Regions from separate parts of the Mus musculus genome. Here region 2 is linked to region 1. A link is a loop called in an ENCODE intact Hi-C map of the cell type or tissue named here. Cell type or tissue: left cerebral cortex. All regions are shown on one strand. Each heading gives the region's core, and the rest is flanking DNA. Links, peaks and the distances in the headings are about the cores only.

Region 1 (10,519 bases), core at 1,843-6,842:
TCTCCCTACTCTTGGGACTCAAGGTGACACAGCAGTTCTTAGAAGATGGCCCCAAGCCACTCACTCTGTTGTAGGAATGAGATCAAGGAAGCAAATGCCTGGGTGCACATCCTCTGACCCCTGGCGAGAGGCCGTCAGGTCGCATCCTTTAGCTGTCAGAAGGAGCTTGACCCATAGCCAGTTGGGCTGAGGGTGACTAGGAAGAGAGTCCATGTACTGATACTTAAATAGATAGCCCTGACCTACATGGGAAGCAGTTCAATGAATCAACACACTGTAATACATTTCCAGAACTCAGCAGCTTGCCAATGCCTCCACATCTGAAGGTCGTTTCTGAGGTTTCCTCTTACAAAAAGAGCACAGGCGTGAGCCAGAAATACCACCTTCACAACCAGATCTTGATTAAGATTCTGCCTAAGTAGCTGGAAAGCTTCGGGTAAGACATTTCATGACCTTCAGCTCCTGTTTCTCCATCTACGAAGGGGTCGAATGGACTGCATGATCTCCAGCTACATCCGACAATTGAGTAAGTCCAACAGTCAACAAGCATCCAAGTGAGGAGAGAACAGTAGGCCTGGGATGCGCTCAGACAATATGGAGGAGACCGAACAAACAAACGAACAACCCAAAAGGAGAAAATGAAGACTAGGAGTGAAGCAGACTTCTCTCCATGAACGCAGCTCCTCCCAGGTGATCATACACAGATACATCCTTGCCCAGAAGAGAGCCAAGTGAGTGAGTCACAGGATAGATTCTATTCAGTCATCACTTTGTACCTTCCACGGCTAGAGATGACTGGGCCCCACCTACCAAGGAGAGGGAGGATTAAAGTGCTTATAACCCAACCTCAGTCACTCAGCTGTCTGCTTAATAACTGCTGGAGTCTTATGTAATTTATCTCCGGGAAACATAGATAAAGTTTAAAGTGCCTAATCCAATGTGACAGTCCCCAAATATCAGCAATATCCAGTGTGTTTTGGGGGCTCTCAGACACAGTATTACTCCCTATAAAATCTTAACTAAAGCTATTACTGAATATATAGATGGCATTATAGGAAGTTTAAAATCCAAAATAAATAATAGAAAGGAAGAAAGAAAAGAGAGACAAGGCCTTATGTTATGATATGTTATGATATGTTATGATACATTCTCTATAGCTGTGCATTTATCTTATACGCCCGCCCACCTATCTTCTGCCTCAAAGTCATAAGTTCAAGAAGTTTGCTTCTGCAATGAATCTAAGGCGGAGTAAAGTTTAGCTGCTTTGGTGTTCATAAGTCTGATTGAGAGTTCAGGATATTAATTTAAAACAAGAGCCTTCGGTTTTAATGTGAGGTGATCACAGACTCACCAAACACTTACCACACCTGTATGGCAGCTGGCATCTAACACTGTAGGCCTAGAGATTCTACTTTTAAATGCATCGCTATCAACAGCTTCCATTTAGCCAACAGGTGTCCATGCTGGGCAGACCGGGCAGACACTAAGCATTTTGCGTGTTCTTTTAATCTTCACAACAACCCAGAAACACCTACACTGTACAGGTGAAGAAACCACAGCTCGAAGCAAATGGTTATCAGTGCCAATGACCAAGAAACCTAAACTCAGCTGTCTATCCCCAGGTCCCTGAGATGTTGTCACTGAGTTTGGAAACTGGGCCCAGAGTCCCATCAGTCTCACTGGCTAGCACTGACACCCACCTTCTTCTCCGTAAAAGGAAGCCATGGGCATGATATGACTCTCCTCAGAGGATTGATGCTATTCTTGAACCTGGGAGAGTATATCACAAGATGAACCCACAGCCTCCTGGAATGCAGATTCTGCCTCTAGGTTCTAGGGTGTGGCCCAGTACCCCTTGCCATGGGTCTCTTCTCATCTGAGGGTCTGACCTGGTACTCCCATCTGTCGTCCTCTACAACAGTGGTTCTCAACCCTCCTAACACTACAACCCTTTAACACAGTTCTTCATGCTGTGGTCACCCCACACATACACCATGACTCCCCCCCCCACACACACACCATAAAATTATTTCATTGCTACTTCATAACTAATATTACTACTCTTATAAATCGTAATATAGATATCTGATATGCAACCGCTGTTAAGGGGTCACAACCTACAGTTTGAGAAACACTGCTCTATGGCTTTTTTTTTTTAAAGGCACCAGAACTTGTCTTGGGAGGACCTGTAGCAGCTGTAATAGCAGAGAAGCCCTGCGGTAGTGACAAGTTTTAGCAGGCCCAAGGCTGCTCACCTTAATGACAACAGTGATTCCTGGCTAAAGGCACAATTTGAAATCATTGTCCTCAGGACATTTCTTGCCCCAGTTTCCCCCCATTATAATGTCTGCTTGGACATGTCCATCCAGGAAGCCAATCTCTGTGGTCTGATACAGACAGAATGCTAAATAAAGGCAAAGAATGTTTTCCCTCTGTTGGCCCACAGTCACTTCTATACTAAGTTCAAATCCTCCATGGGTAAATGTATGTGTTTCTCGAATAGTGTTTGAGATTTGAAATGTCATCCTCTTGAGTTGACAAACAAACAAACAAACCCTCTCACTTCAGATTTACAGCTGACCAACAATTATTTTCGGGAGAATGCCACGCCTGCAGAGTCAGACCCCCTCCCTGCCCGGGACTATCCCACCCACAATAGACTTCTGCTTCACCTAGCAGGTGGTATCAGAAAAATCTGACCTTAAGATTTTGAAGTCCACAATATGCACAAACCCCAAAGTTGTTAAATATCCGAAAAGGGAGTTTTCTCCAGTTTAAAATAATTCTGGCCTCTCCTTTCCCCTTGGCTGCACTCTGTTCTCTCCGGTCTGCTGGTCCTGGAAGGACCTGGGTTCAACTCAAGACCTGGGCGGGGAGGAGGACCTTTTGTTGTGGGAATGAGCATGGATCAAGAATTTAACCCCACTGCGACTGGGCGACTAAGCTCCAGAAAATCTTCCCCAATCAAAGAACTGGGTCATGTGGGAGCCAACACTGTTTAAAAGGCAGAGCCAGTCGCTTTCTCCTGGAAGAAACACTTGGGAGGATGACTGTCACTTCCGAACCTTCTTTTCTAAGTCCCTCCTAGAAGGGGCACTTTGCTCTAACTCCTCCGTGAGGCCCACCCAGCACTGGGGCCGGAGGATCCTTGAGTGCTGCTGATCTATCAGGGAGCTGGGAGGGGGAGCTAGCACACCGACTCGAAGAAGCCTGTTTTCACAGCTGAGCTAGTCCTGAGGAACAGGTGCTTTTTAAGAAGCATGTTAAAGTATCTCCTGCAGGAGAGCCCACTCTGCAGGGAAAGTCATACGGGACAGCGAAAAGTGGCTTCCCAACTTCCACGCGGCGCGCGAACGAGGGAGGGGACCGGACGGTCGGAGAGTTGGAGAAAGGCCTGCATTTCCCTGGAAGACTTCCCGCAACCCTGTGTCCCATCACTGTCCCTAGTGCACACGTGAAGCTCAGCAAAGCGTGCCACCTGCCGGGGTCCCTGCAAACTAAGCCCGAAGTGGAGAACCGCGGAAAGCACTTCAGGGGAGGGGGAAAGTCAAGTATCCCGGGGCCGGGCCCGGGGTTTGTCCCTTCGGCTCTCCTCACTCCCGGGAGGCGCCGTGTGCAGGGCGCGGCGGGCCCGGATCTCTCAAGTCTTGGGCCGAAGAAGTGCGAGCGGGCAGGGCAGGGCAGGGCAGGGCAAGGTAGGGAAGGCCAGGGCAGAGCAGAGCCGAGCTGGGCTAGCCCACGGATAGGCTCTGGGCACGCGGGACGGGCGGCAGCAGGGCGCGCCCTCGTTCTCCCTGGCGCAGCGCGGCGCCCCGGTGGGGATGGGAAGAGTCGGGGAACTCACAGCCGCTTGTCCTCCGGCTGCAACTGCCAGTGCATGGCGAGCGAGAAGCCGAAGAGGCTCCCGGGATCCCCCGATTTCCGGATCACGTTGTCCTCGCGGGTGTCCAGGTTGAAGGCTGTACCCAGCCGGGCTAGAAGCCCCGCGGACAGGTAGAGCAGGCACAACTGGCCCGCGACCGCCATGGGCGCGCGCGGTGGGAGGGACCCGCGGAGCTGCTGCGGCCTCTGTGCGCGCGGGCTCGGGGCCGGGGCCGGGCTGCCTGGCGCGCCGCTGCGGCCACTTGGCCTCGGTCGCCCCTGCGCGCGGCCCCACCCCCGGCCGGCTCACGCTCACTGTGCGGCCGCTCCCCCACGCCCGCAGCTAGCTGCTGCTCAATGAGCCCGTTGTTCTCTGGAGACTCTCAAGCGTTTTATCGAGTGACCGGGACTCCGGCCCCGCCCCGCCCCGCCCCGCCCCTCCCGAGGCCCCGCCCGCCACACGCACCTTCCCTGCCGGCCCCGCCCCGCAGCGGCGCACCCGCCGCAGCCCTCCCACCTTCCCGCCACCTGCCCGGAAGCGTCCCGGAGCTTGGCAAGACTAGCCAGGCTTTTTTTCTACCTGTCACTGAACTGCGGGCCTCATAGGGCTGACTTGCAAAGACATCCGTTCTCCAAGGGTTCAAGACGCGCCTAAGTATGCCCAGCTCTTGGGGTTGGCTTGATGTTGCATACTCGCTGGCTCCCCAGGGACCCAAACGTCGAAAACGTTGCTGTGCTACTTAAAAACACACTGTTTCATTCAGGCCTAGGAAGCGGGCTTCTCTGTGCTGATGAGTTTTGGTTTTTTTTTTAAAAAAAAAAAAAAGAAAGAAAGAAAAGAAAAGAAAAGAAAAGAAAAGAAAAGAAAAGAAAAGAAAAAAGTCAACTCAGATTTTTGTGGGAAGATCTCTAGGTAGGGAACACTGAGTCCTTCTATCTTGGGCCCTGGAGTTTAGCTATTGTCCCCTTTTCTTACCCTAAGTTTCCTAGTCTAGTTAGAACTGCATAGATAGAGACAGCTAGAGGTCCGTGTGGGTGGCTTGAAGGCTTGAGTCTCGCGGGCATAGGGTGGGGCTTTCCAGCGAGGTGTTGGCTTTTGAGGCATGTTTATTTTAGGATAGAAAAACTTGCTTCAGGGACGCTCAGAACTTGGTTGAGAACAAACAATATACATTTTAGTGAACCATTTTTTATTATCCTCTGACATTTAGATTAGCATGTTTTCTCTTATGAATGTAGACAGTAAACCACAAAGGCAGGAGACTGTACCAACAACCCAATTATCAGTAGAAAATACTGTTTTATCCAGAAAAGTTGGTTGTTGCAGATGTTTCAAATTACAGTTGTTATTAGGTAGCTACTCTGCTAGATCTCGATGTATGTCAATAAAGAAGCAATTTATTACTATAGAAAAAAATGTTAACATTTTGACATATGTTAATATAATCGATTTTCTTCTTAAAAACATGTATGTTGTGCATAGGGTCTTGGTTTTCAGTAACTTACTGAACGGGCCTTGTTCTACCCTGTCTCCTATCGATGTAATTTAATATTTTAACCAAAAGCCACCTGAGGAGAAAAGAGTTTGTTTTATCTTACATTTCCAGATAATAGAACTCAGGACGGGAACCTGGAGCAGAGACCATGGATAAAAACTGCTTAGTGGTGTGCTCCCTCTAGTTGTGTTGAGCCAACTCTCTATACAAGTCAGGACCAACTGCCCAGAGCTGGGTAACAATCACAGTGGGCTGTACACTCCTGATGCTGGAAAGGGCCTTTCCATGGAACCTAACAGGCATGCATAGGAAATAGAAGCAGGGTGCAGTCCCAAGGGAGACCCAAAGCGTCCTTCTACATCTGTACCAAGAGAACAGCTGGAGCTACTCAGAGAAGCTATGTGAATATCACGTGTGGTCTTCACAGGTGGCAGCAGCTGCCAGAGTGAGTCCCCAGCAGATGTGCCACTTCCCAAACAACTAGTAATCTCACATCTTGCCCTGGGTGAGGTATAATGGATCTAAATGCACACGAGATCTTGAAGATCACACGGTTTGAACAAGCGCTTCTGAAGGACATTGAGAAACTGTTAGAAATGACTGTCTAGTGAGGTAGAAAATATCAGCAGTGTGATTTTTAGTGGGTGTCACTCACAACCGTTTTCTTCTTTCATGTATGGCAACCACTATCCCTGAAAGACAGGTCCAATTGATGATGGTTGGACATAAGGAACCTCAAGGTCATTGTTACCTTCTTGATTTCAATCCTCAAGTTGACATTTAAACATTTAATCGCAAGGTAGTTCTCAGCCAGGAGCCAGTGATGTAGCTGCCATGTTGCTGAAATACTTCTGAACTGGTTAAGAAAGCTGTGCTGAACAGCCAAACCCTGCGCATATGTCCCAGATCCATCAGATTCCACTCAAGTCCAAGCCCTGTACTGCAACTGCTCCCTCTGACCAGTCATGCTCAAGTCCTATTAGCCAATGGCCATTCTGAACATCCCTCCTCCTCCTAAGACTAATTCTAGGCTGTGGAGAACCCGTCATTCCCTTCCTTAGACATATTGGCAAATAATACATGAATGGTCATTGTTACCTTCTTGATTTCAATCCTCAAGTTGACATTTAAATTACAGTAAATTAAATTTAAATATTACAAATGCACAGTGCAAATCGAATGGTACTTGTAGAGATGAAATCTGGTCTGAAGAAGGCTGAGACGCTTGTTCTGGAATATGCCCGTACTGGGTAAGAAACTATCAGTTGTTGTGCCTGTCTGTCTTCCACCTGTTTCCTGCCTAGGAAGCCAAACATCCCTGGTGTTGAGTCAAACTCTCAGACTCCTAACAGAATCTCTTGGAAGATTGTCATTGCTTCCTATGGAAATCTGGCCTTGAACTCCATAGATAGTTGAAGATGACCTTGAACTCATTATCCTCTTGACTCCACCACCAAGTACTTCAGTTACAGGTGTGTGTCTGTGTCACTAATTCCCATTTTTTCTTTCTTGTCTGTCTGTCTGTCTGTCTGGTTGGTTTTGGTTTTGAAGATAGGGTTTCTCTATGTAACCCTGGCTGTCCTGGAACTCAGCCTGTAGACCAGGTCTATAGACCTCAAATTCAGAGGTCAAAATCCTGCCTCTCTGATCCCAGTAACCCCAAGTGCTGGGATTGAAGGCGTGTGCCACCACTACCTGGTTTATTCTCTGTTTTTTAGTCTGTTTGAGACTCAGTTATCATTTCCATTCCAAGACTGAGCTGCATATTTTACAGAAGCGTATTATAACGTGGAGGTTAAAAGGTTGGTCTGTACCCACTGAGGCTATTGCAGTCTCTGGGGCCGATGATGAAAGGAACTGAGACCCTTAAAAATTATGAGATAAACACAGAGGGAGGGAAGCCCACAGTTTTCCTGGGAAAATGATGAGACAGAAAGATCTGCCACTGGTTGCTAATTGATGTAGGGGTGCCCAGCCCACCGTGGATGCTACCAACCCCAGGCAGGTTGTCCTGTGGTATATATAGAGCTGACTGAGAGAAGAGGCAGAGATAGAAAGAGATAAATAGGTGTATGGATGGAGAGAGTGGTGTAAGAATTCAAACCTGGTGATACAAGCTTACTGACCACCCAAGTCAGAGTCTGTGTATGTGTACGTGCATGCATGTGTCTGTGTACACGCCTATAGAAAACATACACATTGCAAGAAGAGGCTTTGTAAATTTAGTTACCTGGGAAAACTACTGTATTTAAATGAAGACTTAGGAAGATTCCCATGAGTTGGAGGCCAACCTGGGCTACCTAGCATAAACCTGTCTCAACCTCTCCTTTTCTCTAAAAAGGCTTAGAAAACAAAAGGAAATCTGAGAGTCTAATTATACTATCTCAGAAGAAACTTTCACATCCCGGAAATCTTCACTGCAAAGGCAGTGAGAGCTATGAGCAGAGATGTTCACTCGAACGAAGATTTTGGAGTTCTTAGTTTTATTGGTGTCTTAGTTTTACCCGTATACTTGACAAATAAAAATGTTATTTATTTAATATCTCACCATTAGTAGGGGAATTTTCAAGTATTTTTAAAGTACTGGTCACCCAAAGAGAAGGACAAAGAAGTTGTGCCATATCCAATATAGTTTCTGTTTCCTGGGAACTGGAATCACTCTGCTATTAGAGAATATCCTATATGCTGCTTTTCTGCAGCATAGAAATTCTTCCACGTCAGTGAAACATTTTAACCCAGGCTTACATTTCCTGGGAACCCTTCAAAGAGAGGTCGTGTGTCAGAGGTTAGCCCGGTCTGCGGGACCTTGTCCTTGCCTCACATCCTGCCTCTGCCTTATAACCATGGGGCTGTTTCATTTTCTCAACTGTGCAGTGGGAATGACCTGCCTCCCCAGGACCTCGCTGTAGAAGGGATTAACCGAGTTGATAAAGCATAATATGTCCATAATGTCGCACTAGAGCCACCCTCCACTCAGGCTCAGGCTTGCCCATGAGCTTTCAGGAGCTAGGCATCCTGACCCCTGTTATAGTCTTATGAATGAAAAGTGGACATTGAATGGTTTCAAATGAGGCTATTCTCAATGATAGGAAGTTTTCTCTTCCATATCAAATTGTAATATTTTTAAGTTGTTTTATTTGTTATTTCCTATGTTAAGTCATTTATTTGTTAAGTTGTTTATTTATTTATCAGTTGTTATACATTGTATCTTCCTGGGACAAATGTTTCTTTGGTTGAGGTCAGAAAAATCCCACTGCCAGCTGTCTCTTATTTTAACACCCAGATCTATTTTAAAGTAAATTGCTCTTGAATGTTTCTAATTCATTTACAATGAGGTCATTAAAATGGGGTAGACTGCAGAGTATTTCATGGTGCCATTTTAGGGTGAGAGTCTTTTTTTTTTTTTTCCTCCAGAGAAATTTTCTAAGCCAGGGAGCTACATTTGCCAGCCAGAAAAAAAATTATAAAGCTTAAACAAATCACGTTCAATGGAACAGCAAGTTCCCAACTCTGAGATGAGATCTCTGCCATGGCAAACTTGGTTCTCCAGCCCAGACACTCATTATTAGAAAAAAACACGAAGCCCTAGGTATTCCTTGTCTTGCACAGTACAATCTTGAAAAAGCTAAGAATGAGTTATTTTGGAATTAACTCATTGAAGGGAAAAACTATCGGCTGTGTTAGTCAGCCTCTTGTCTCCGTGACACAACGAGCAAACAGCCTGAGGAAGGGTTTATCTTGGTTTATGGTGTAGAGGCTTCAGTCCATTGGAGACATTGTTTCTGGGCTCTGAGGAAGCAGAGCATTGAGATGCAAGGATGTGGGAAGCAGAGCTTTTGGACTTCGTGACTACCCAGAAGTTGGACAGAGAAGGATCCAGAGCAAGTAGCCCCAGGGACAAGTCCCCATTGACCCACTTCTTCTGAGTAGGTCCCACCCCCACAGGATTCCATCACCTCCAAGTAACTCCATCAAATTATGAATCCCTCCGTGGGCATAGCCTCACCCACTGCCCACCTCGGGCCCTGGAACAAATGACCTCTCTAGCTGTCACGTCTCTTTCCTTTTTTCTTCTGTTTTAAAATTTATTTTTATTTTATGTGCATTGGTGTTTTGCCTGCGGGTATGTCTGTGTGAGGGTGTCAGAAGCTGGAGTTACAGACAGGGGTGAGCTGTTGTGTGGGTGCTGGGAATTGAACCTGGGTCCTCCAGGAGAGCAACCTTTGTGCTAACCACTGAGCCATCTCTCCAGCCCCAGTTTCTTTTGAGAAAATGTTGGACTTCATTTTATACTTCCTTATGTGTATGTGTGTGCACTGCATGTGTGGAGATGTCTGTGGGGTCTACAAGAGAGTTCCAGATCTCTGAGGAACTGGAGTTACAGGTGTGCCACCTGATGTAGGTGCTGAAACCCAAACCCCAGTCTTCTATAAGAACAGGAAGAGCTCTTAACCTTTGCCCTGTTGCTCCAGCCCCCTAAGACTCAGGATTCTAATCTGTAAAATGTTCAGAATGCTCACCTCAGCAGATTATGAGAGAATTAAATGAGATTATATATTATGGGAGATGTGTAGTCCAGTCCATGTACTCCTAAATACTCGCTTAATAAAGCAGAGACAGTGAGAATGAAGAAGGAGCAGAAAGCACTTTAACAAAGGAAGTAAGAGACTTCGGGCTGCAGGCATTAAACACAGAGACTATAGCAATGAGATCACTTAGAGCGGCACTTACTGACGCTATATGGACAGGAGGAACCGTTGTCTGTGGCTGGAGTTTGCAAACAGCCTCTGTCAAATCACAGTTTCTCAGTGTCTGAGGTTGAGTTTCAACGAGCTTGTGTTTCTCTCTGATGCTGAACAGTTTCCGTCTTGCCAGCCTTTGGTGAAGCAACAAGGTACACTGAACTTGGCACCACAGCCGCAGAAGAACAAACAGCTCAGGGGAGCCGCCGGCTAGGAGGCCTGGTGGGAGAGAGAGGCGAGAGCAGAAGGACTTTTCCAAACACCTCCTGAATCTTTCTCTTTTTACAGTTTGGTCAGGGGAAGACTTTGTGCGATGACACATTGTTCACTGCCAATGGGAAAACTCATCACTATTACCTTGGGCGATTTATGTTCATAACGCATATTGTTGCGAATTTTGAAGAAGCTTATGCTATTAAA
Region 2 (10,519 bases), core at 1,870-6,869, 130 kb after region 1:
ACCATGTCTGCCTGTGTGCTACAGGCTCCCCACCATGATGATAATGGACTAAGCCTGTAAAACTATAAGCAAGTCCCAAGTAAATGCTTTCTTTTATAAGAACTGTAGTCATGGTGTCTCTTCACAGCGGTAAATAGTGACTAAGACATTTCCTTTGATTCCCTGGGGAGTCAGAGGAAAACTTATGGGAGTTGGTTTGCTCTTTCCATCACGTGGATCCCTGGAATTGGACTCAGATCCTTAGGTTTGGAGTCAAGTGCCTTTATCTGCTGAGTCAACCCTTAAGTCTTACCATAACTTCTGGAAAAGAACCGCCATCTGCCAGCGCCTTCCAACAGGAACAAACCCTTCAAAAAGGTATTCCCTTTTTCTCCCTCATGTGGAATATTGATATTTAACACCTGCCTTTCATTAGAAAGATTTGCGGGTTTAAGGATCTGCTAGCTCCTACCCCACCTATTCTAGGGGACTTGGCCACTAGACGTTATTTGAGCTAAGTTCTCCTCTTTGTCCCAGACCCGTGATTACTTAGGAGGAGAAATTCAATGAGGGTGTTCTCTTGGATCATTAAGAACTAGTGAGCAAGATGTGTCACTGAAAAACAGGAATGCCAAAGGACTCCTCAAAGGAGGAAGACAAAGTTTTGGTCCTGGTAGGGTTTGTTTTGCTTTGGAGGCAGGCCCCAAAGTCAGAGAGGATTTGTGGCAATCCTCACTTCCATTCCACTCAGTACACTGCAAACCCATTAAAACCCAGCTGACTGGGGCCAGGGAGATATAGCTCAGCAGGGAAAGGCACCTGCCAACAGACTTCATGATCTGAGTTCCATCCCAGGGACCCACATGATGGAAGAAGCCAACACAGACCCACACACTCCTCTGCCTCCAGTGAATCAACAAATGTCAACACCATGACTCTTATAAAAGCATTTAATTGGGGTTTAGAGAAGTTAGATCCGGTTCTGCCTCCCAGCCCAATGCTCCCCAAAAAGATTCAAAATATATTTACAAATACCTTGGCTGCCTAGGCTCTACTCTGACTAGATCATAACTATAATAACCCAAATAACCAAATATAAAATAACATTTTGCCACGTGGCTGGTTACCTGTGCTCAGGTACCATGCGCCTGTCTCTTCACACCTTCCTGGCGAATCTCCCTGCCTCCTTCTCTCCCAGAAATCTTTTTCCTCCCGATGCCCCACCTTCTATTCCCTGCCTGAGACATAGGTCATAGGCTTTTTAGTTGGCAGGTGAAGCATCTATGCGACACACAAGATGTTCCCTCTCCAGGGGCTTGCGTATAGTTTCAGAGGTTTAGCTCATGTGACTCTTGGTGGGGAGCATGCAGCACACAGGCAGACATGGTGCTGGAGGAATAGCTGAGGGTTCTACATCTGGATCCATGGACATCAGGAAGAGAGAGGGGCACTGAACGAACTTGGTTTGGGCTTTTGAATCTTCAAAGCCAGTGACATGCGTCCTCCAACAAGGCCACAACTCCTGATCCTTAAGTCGTGCCACTCCCCAATGACTAGGCATTCAAATATATGAGCCTGTGGGTGCCATTCTTAGTCAAACCACCACAATAAATAAATTCTAGCTCATTAGTTACTAATGCAAACTTCCTCTTGGCTATTAAGCCAACCCCACCAAATCCAGTACTTCAGGGGATGAGATACAAACAGGCCTCTTCCACTGCCGTACTTGGGGCTGTCCATCACAGTGAACATCACCACCCACCATCAGCCTGCGCTCTCTGTCTCCACTCACCGAGATTTATAGGGGCTTAAGGCAAGAGTCCTCCAGTCTCCCTAAGACTGCACACTGATTTCGTTGTGAAAATAAGACTGGGCCAGAACAGGTAGGGACAGAGACCGTAAAGGAAGCTGTGAGCTCCCGGGGGTTAAGAGCTACTGTTTCAGAAGAAAAACTCTGAAGTAAAATCTCTCAGAAAGATCTTGTTTCCATCCTCATGGCCACAGATCAGCCACTGTGCTCTCTGCCTGTACAGGACTCTGGAGGTCGGTACAGTAGCCGGCCCACAATGTTTTTAACTCATGATATAAATAGTAAGTTGTGATCTGCCTGGCATGGTGGCCCACGCCTTTAGTCTCAGTGCTCAGGGTAGAGGCAGGTGGGAGCACTCAGTGCGAGGCCAGCCTGGTCTACAAAGTGAGTTCCAGGACAGCCAGGGCTACACAGAGAAACCCTGTCATAAAAAAAAAAAAAAAAAAAAAAAAAGAAAGAAAGAAAGAAAGAAAGAAAGAAAGAAAGAAAAAGAAAAAAAAGTGAGACTTTGTGGTCTATGAAGGAAATCATTAAAACAATTAAGATTTACTTCCTTAAAGGGATATCATTTACTTAAACAGTTAAAGGATTCACTAAGCTTTCATTTTTTAAATGCTAGATCATTTTATTTTTAAAAATACTATTGAGTAAAAGTCCTATTTTGGGCCCTAAAGTCAGACTAGTAATGGAGAATGTGGAGCATCACAGAAATCACCTTACCCTACTTTCATTTTGACCTTCGATTCCGCAGCTATTTTAAAAATATACTTCACTCTATGTTTAGAAGAGCATTATTTATTGCTTGAACTAAAACAGCAATTGGTTTCTGTTAATACAGATAAGCTTTCCCAAATCGACCAGCTTCCTGAGTCAACAATTAAAGAAAACAAAAAGAAAGGAGAAATCGTGGCATTACTAAGAGCTACTTTAAAAATGAATAAAGATCAACATGGCTTCTCTGACCTTCATCATGATTCACCTTTGACACATCAAAACACTTCCATCTCTAATTTCTGTCCCTGGTCCTTCCAGGCTTCCACTGCCATCACACAGAGCAACATAATGTTATCACCGACTCACACCTTTCTAGCTTGGGATCTTGAAAAAAAAAAAAAAAAAAAAAAAGATGCCGGTGTAGCTGGAGAAAAGCTGGAGACTTGGAACTGTACCGCCATTGGGGGATGCTTGTCCAGCCCTGGTTACACATACAACTTACTAGTTACAACTTACTAGTTAACCCTCCTCAACCTCAGCCTGAGTCGTTTGCTCTTGGGGGAGGCAGCAATTTTATCCTCAGCTTTAGAGTTTGACCAAGAGTTGGTTTTGGTTTGTTTGTTTTATGTTTTTGGTTTTGTTTTCATCTTGTTTTATTGCTGTTGTTTTCCTTCCTCTTTGCCAATAGTTAAACCTCCCTGCTTCTAATACTTGGTCAAGCAGAGCATCTGACACGGTGAAAGTTGTTGCACTCAAAACCCCTGCCATTATTCCTACCTGCCTGAGAGGTACTTTCTTTCTCATAGTACCGGAAACCAGCCTCCCTCCCCACCCTTTTGCAGCCTGGCCTCACACCTCCAAGCCAATCTGCTGGTCAGTGTTCCGACACGTGGCTTCTTCATTCGATAATGAGCCCAAGAAGCCAACTGTGTAGATCCATTTCCTAGAAAGGATGAGGCTCTCAGAAGCAGCCACATGTGAGTTGACCTTTGGGGGTCCAGAACTAGAGGCCACCACAGGTCATTTGCATGATTCTCAACTTTTAAAAAAGTCATCCGTCTTAATCTCATGTTTATTTGATAATATATGTAAATCATTGCATCTATATATAGAACAGTACATCATATAATTTAGACAAAATAGTGAGTAGGGCAACCCACTTTCACTCTTATATGAATGTACATCTACTAAAGTCTGGAGACAGGTGCTCTCCGCAGCAATCCAGCAGGACTCTGGCTCGTTATCTTCCCACCCCCACCACCTCCCACCCCCGGCAGCAGATACCCAGGCAGTGTGTGTTGACTGAAATGCCCTCCCCACAGCAACATGGCCCTCACTGGGAGAAAGAGCACTCAGGCATCCGTCTGTAAGTTCAGGATCTTCTCATCCCTGCGGGAGCTGGTCTGATCCCAACGGGTACAGTGGGGGAGGGGACTCCTTGGGAACAACCTGTAGCCTCATTCCTCCGCCCCACCAAGAACAAAGACGATCCAACCCCGGGCCTCCCACAGGCTAGACAAGCCCTTTACCGTTGAGCGGCATCCCTGGCTCCTAGTATATCTTGCTTGGATTCTTTTGTGCTGGCTAACTGTACTGTTACAGCAGCGGAATGTGCAGGGGAGTCCTGTGGGGGCAGGGGTTAGGAAGGACCTGCAAAGTCACTTAGGAAACCTCAGACCACTGGGGGCTCCTCTCCCTCTTCTTTGCTGACCTCCCACACAATCTAATTTCGGCTCCTCCTTTCTCGGCTGATACAAAGACCTCGAACGGCTTTGGGGTGGGGGCGGGGCTGGCCTGAGCGGGAAAGAAAGGGAAGCCCACAGCAGGGTGCTTAGCCGAGTGAAAGGGGCTGAAAGTGCCAGACCCTCCAGGCTTCTCTAGCAACAAGGTGAAGGGGAGGGCCGCCCCTCAGGCTTCTCTAGCTACTAGGTGAAGGGGAGCCTATTCAGATTATTGTGACATCAAACAGTTCCCCACATGTAGTTGTGGGCTCACCTTGGGGTTTGAAAGTGTCTACCGGGTATACAGCTCTTACACAATAACTGGTTTGCTTGCTTGTTTTTCTGACATTTTTCGAAATCTGCATGGATCAAACTGTTTTTACATAGATCTGTGGGTTGCTTTCATAAAGCAAAAGAAAACAAAATTTAAAGACCCCCCCTCAAAAAAACCAAAAAGCAAGCCGAGAATCATAATGCTGGGTGGGTGGAAACACCAGACCCAACCCGGGGGGTGGGGGGTGGGAGATGGGCTAGCGGTCTCCCGGTGGGGGAGGCTACAGCTGGCTTTGGGGGCACAGGTGTGACCTTTGCCTGGACAGGGCCACAGGGTCAGCCTGACCTGAGAGAAAATCCGAGGCTAACCGTGACCCACAGAACAGGTTCCCACCGGCAGACTTGCCACCAGCACTGTTGCTGTTTCTCAGGCCTGCTCTGTGGGAATCTGACCATTAGGACAGAAGCAGTAGTAGCCAGTCTCAGTGCACTGGGAAGCACGTGCAAAGAGTGGCAACTCTCCTACACACACTTATACACATCCCTATACATGCACCTATACCTCTAGACACACACCTACACACACATTCCTACTCTCACACCCTTATATATACACACACCCCTACATATACATGCCCCTATAAACACACACACATACACACACACACACATGCACACACACCAAACACAGATACACTTACCTACACACACCCCTACACATACACCTATGCCCCTAGACACATACATACAAACACACTCCTACACACACAAGCCCCCTATGAACACACTCATATACATACACACAACCCTATACACACATAAACTATATGCATACACACACCCCTATAAACACACAACCTATATACACATACATACACACATACCTATATGCATATACACACACCACTACACACCCCTACAATACACACATACACACCTATAAACACACACAAACCTACACACACTGTGGAGTGGGGCTGCTGTAAAGGGCTCCCCTGCTCTCTAAAAAGCAAGAGCGTTATGGATCTCAAGTCTCCCACACTGGACATAGGCATATATTTTGAAATGCTTAACATTTTCTTTTTTTTTTTTTTTTGAGTTAATTTGAGCAATAACCAATTGTAATAGATCTTCATTCATGCCATATGAAGATTACAAGATGAATCTTTTTTTATTTTTTATTTTTTTTTAATTAGGTATTTTCCTCATTTATATTTCCAATGCTATCCCAAAAGTCCCCCATACCCACCACCCCACTCCCCTACCCACCCACTCCCCCTTTTTGGCCCTGGCGTTCCCCTGTACTGGGGCATATAAAGTTTGCAAGTCCAATGGGCCTCTCTTTCCAGTGATGGCCGACTAGGCCATCTTTTGATACATATGCAGCTAGAGACAAGAGCTCCGGGGTACTGGTTAGTTCATATTGTTGTTCCACCTATAGGGTTGCAGTTCCCTTTAGTTCCTTGGGTGCTTTCTCTAGCTCCTCCATTGGGGACCCTGTGATCCATTCAATAGCTGACTGTGAGCATCCACTTCTGTGTTTGCTAGGCCCCGGCATAGTCTCACAAGAGACAGCTATATCTGGGTCCTTTCAGCAAAATCTTGCTAGTGTATGCAATGGTGTCAGCGTTTGGAAGCTGATTATGGGATGGATCCCTGGATATGGCAATCACTAGATGGTCCATCCTTTTGTCACAGCTCCAAATTTTGTCTCTGTAACTCCTGCATTTTCTTTATATGTATTGATAGGAACATTTAAAATTTGCTTTCGTGGAAATTATGCGTATGTATGTGGTATATGTTTTACAGAGTGTGTGTGTGCCCGTGTGTGGAAAACTATCTCAGGTGTAAACTATCTCTAGTCAGGGTATAAAGCACCTATGAGAATTACCTTTGTTTTTCTAGATTTTCACAGAGCTCTAAACACATACACAAAAACACACAAAACAGAAACCAACAGATCTAGACACACTCGACCCTTTCTTGTCCTCCACAAGCAGGCAAAAGAATTAGACGATGTTGGAGGGGGAAGCTTCCGCTTCAACATGTGCACATGTGTGTAGGCTAAGTGGGAGTCAAGGCAGTCTTCCTCCATCTCTTACTATGTTCTTTTTCCAGACACATCTGTCATTGGAGCTCAGGATTCAGCTAGACTGGTCAGCCAGCAGACTCCAGGGATCCCCATCTCTGCCTCTTGAGCATTCAGAGAGGTCCTTTCTTGGCTTCTGGAATTCGGCGAAGATCCTGGCAAGCCCAGCCTTTGGGCCCATGGCTGCCTCTGACTCACCATAGGCCTCTGATGAGTCCAGTGACATGTTCTACCAACAGATACAATTTTTCAAAAGCTGGAGTTTTATCCTGGGGCCCCTTGACTCCTTTGGTCTCCTTAAGTTCTCTTCTCCTTCTTCTCCTTTTTCTTCTCTTTTTCCTCTTTCTCCTCCTCCTCCTCCTCCTCTGCAGCTTTCCAGTCTGTCCTGACATGTACACACCCATTCTGCAGTCCACCTATAGATGGTCCCATTAGCATAGAGACAATATGAGGGAGGGATTTGTTCTGACTTCTTTTAATCATGTCTACCTTTTTGTTTTATTCTCCATTCTCTCTTTTTCTTTTTAAAATCAATTTTAATTATTTTTATTAATTTTAAGTTGTTATACAAAATAATAGATTTTATGGTAACATTTGCATATGCATGTATCCTCACTGTTATACCTCCTTAAGGAAACTGCATTCCCAAAACTTCCCAGCGTGTCTCTTGAAGGCTTTATTTTCATGTAAGGAAAGAAAACATGCAAAGAAGGCAAATCAGAATCCCAAACCTCAAGCTTCAACAAGGAGTGGCCCGTCTGCCAGCCACTCCCCATGTGTGAACTTGTCTAATAATCTTTTCAATCCTGAGACATAATTTGGGTGACTAATATCCCCTGGGATAGGCCAAACACTTGATCCCTCCCCACCACGCCCAGATCCTCAAGTGGGTCTCAAAAACATGCTGATTGTTATGCTAGGCCAGAACCTTCAAAGCAAGATGCTGCCCTCTTCCTGCAATGGCTGGCCTTGACAGAAGCCTTAGAAAGATGGTTGGTAGAGGCAGCTGGGGGGGAGGGGGAGAGACAGCTGTCAGGCTTTTGAGAGAAGTCAGAAGAAAACGAGGGAAGAGAGAGGATGAATAAATGAAGAGGTGGGTGAGGGAACTCAGTTGGGAAGACACCCTCTGGCCATCTGGATTTGCACAAGGAGAACAACCTGGGAGTCCCTCCCATCTGCCGCATTCCAGTGCCTGAACTCATATCGGCGCCCGGGCTGGCAGGGAGCCGCCTTTCTTGTTGAGGTCTGCAAAGTGCAGAGTACGGGAAAGCCTGAGACAGGTTTAGGTGGGGGAAAGAGGAAATAGGCTATTCGTCATCAGGTTTCTTTGCTTGCACCAAAGGATCAGAGATGTGACATTACCTCCCTGCGTTCAGGGCCTCTACTTCTCTCCCTGCCCCCACAGTAGGGTTCAAGACCTTAAATTACAGAGATGAAGAATTTCGCATCTCTCTGGAAAACCAGTCAGGCTTTTTGTTCCCCTTCCTGCTCGCTCCTTTTAAATCCTGGGATTTTCCATCATTAACCATCAAATGAATTCTTAAATAGTTTCTTGCTAATCCCTGTCTAGGTGATTACACACACACACACACACACACACACACAGAGAGAGAGAGAGAGAGAGAGAGAGAGAGAGAGAGAGAGAGAGAGAGAGAGAGACAGGCTGAAGCAAGCAGCAGGGAGCCGTGTATTGATGACAGCAATCCTGAAATTATTTCAAAGAGAAGGAATGCCCTGGGGGTTTGCCGGCAATAAGTCCTTCAGAGGTCTAGGGAAGCTGATCTGGGGGGGGGGGGAGCCTGATTGCCCCATCCCTAAGCTGCCCTGTGGGTGTGGCTGCTCCAGGCCCCCCCCTCCCTTTTGGATTTTACATTTTATTTATTTAGTTATGACTATGACAACTATCCCAATTTCCTAGGAAGTTTTCTCTTGATACTGCTGCTGTACCAAGGTATAAGGGCTGCAAGTCTCATCAGATATACGGACCATAATTTTTGACTGCAAATCATGATGCTGGGTAATGTTTGAATGAAAACATTTGATATGGATGGTTAAACGAAAGATACCAAAAGGTCCCTCTCTTGAGAAGTAGGTCGGTGGCTTGGAACTCTGGGACTTATCACTCAGGAAGGGCTGTGTAGGAGGATAGGTGGCTTAAGAAGACAGCTCACTGTAGTCACAAACCTTAGAGACTCCATTTTCTGGTCAAGAAGACATTCTGCTTTTTAGCTTTCAAAATACTATCGCTGGAGACCTGATGTAACAATTTATTTAGCATGCTAAACTGTGGATGGAAACAAACAAACAAACAAACTGCTGATGTAGTTTGATTGTTGCAGTTTTTAAAAATCCCATGCAGGAGGCTCCCTTCATCCAGAGTTTGCAGCTTATTTTAAAAAAGGAGCCACCCACCGATATGTGGATTTTTATTGCAATTACTCATAGGCTGAATATTATTCCACCATAAAAAAATAGTAAAGCTCTATCCAGGCAGTGTCACAGATGACTCTCAGAAGCACGATGCTAGGACAGGCAAGATAGCTCTGGGAAACAGGCCTGATGCACAGCCAGACAACCTACATTCAACCTGCAGAAATCATTTAAAGGTGGAAGGAGGGAAGAGACTTCGCAGAGCTATCTGTCCTCTGACCTACACACACACACACACACACCATACACATTATGTACACACACTCACACTCACATATATATATATATATATATATTTATATATGTGTGTATATATATGTATACAAACATATATATACATATATATATATATACACACACACACATGTACACAGACACCATATATACACATATACACACCACACACACAAACACAACAATAATAAACATGTTTTTATAACGGATCATGCTAAGTGAAAGAAGCCACAAGAGGCCACATGGTACGTGATTTCATAAAGTGCCCAAATGGACAGATCTGTAGAGACAGAAAGCAGACTTGTGAGTAACATGCCAGAGAGGAGAAAGTGTGAATGCTGGCCAATGGGGACATTTTACAATTAAACAGTAGTGGTAGTTGAATATCTTTGAGAGTAGATTAAACATCCCCAAATGACAGGTTGTATATTGTATGGAATTTTTTTAATGCTGGACTCTAAGTCGGAGAGTGTCCTAACCTTCAGCTTTAGCAGATGGCTTCATTCCTGAGTTCAGCTTCAAATTACAAAATTGGAACTTGTTAAAAGCTTGCCAGAGTTAATCAACCACCAATTTTCCCCCAATCAACCCAATAAAGGAAACATTTGATTCGGTGGCCGGCCGGGGACAGCAGCTCCCTGCATACTGACCTTGACGAATGTTAATCATTGTAAGGCCAAGTCTTATGCAAACCCAAGGGGCCTTCTTACAGAGGCCGAGAAAGCATCCAGTAGAAATGGACATTTTAGCCCCAGGAACGGAAAGACGCACTGAGCCCAGGAGTTTGTCCTTACTGAACCACAGATAACAAGGTGCCTTTCATGGTGGCCACCCCTTCGTTAAAGTGGGCACAGACAGAATGGCATTTTCATTTTAAAAAAAAAAAGAGTTTTTCAGGACAGAAACACCAAACTCATCCTTAGTGTTTCCTAGACAAAGAGGCAGGAGCAGAGAGAGGTACGTGGATATTTTCTACTTTTAAAAGAACATTTAGGGGTTGAAGAGGTGGCTTGGTGCTAAGAGTACTGGCTGCTTTTTCAGAGGACCCAGGTTGGTTTCCCAGCAGACATGTGATAGCTCAGAGCCTCTGTAACTGCAGTTTCAGGGTTCCCTTGCCCTCTCTGGCCTCCATGGTACTAGGCACGGGAATGGTACAAAGGTTTACACACCCACACATGCAAAATAAAACCTTTTTTTTTTTTTTTTTGGTTTTTTTTTTTTGAGACAGGGTTTCTCTGTATAGCCCTGGCTGTCTTGGAACTCACTTTG

What was found. Hi-C counts contacts between places; a loop is a spot of excess contacts. Peaks named below come from ENCODE experiments on the same cell type or tissue, not always from the same donor. Only the 100,000 strongest peaks of a DNase experiment are listed, where the experiment ranks them.
Region 2: it touches region 1 in a loop (1.9-fold over the local background); 1 of 42 quality-filtered maps calls a loop at or near these places.

What each region holds. Positions count from the first base shown.
Region 1 is chr2:71,780,646-71,791,164 of GRCm38, reverse strand. Itga6 (integrin alpha 6) reads right to left here and starts at 4,226. Exons shown (of 26, transcript NM_008397.4): 1 at 3,845-4,226. The coding sequence starts at 4,026. In left cerebral cortex, for the core only: no CTCF peak of the experiment used is centred there; DNase peaks (open chromatin) are centred at 3,197, 3,895 and 4,174; H3K4me3 peaks cover 2,414 bases; H3K27ac peaks cover 1,372 bases.
Region 2 is chr2:71,649,657-71,660,175 of GRCm38, reverse strand. Gm36909 (a long non-coding RNA gene) reads right to left here and starts at 4,499. Exons shown (of 3, transcript XR_866411.2): 1 at 4,033-4,499; 2 at 3,359-3,446; 3 at 2,492-2,654. In left cerebral cortex, for the core only: no CTCF peak of the experiment used is centred there; a DNase peak (open chromatin) is centred at 4,007; H3K4me3 peaks cover 620 bases.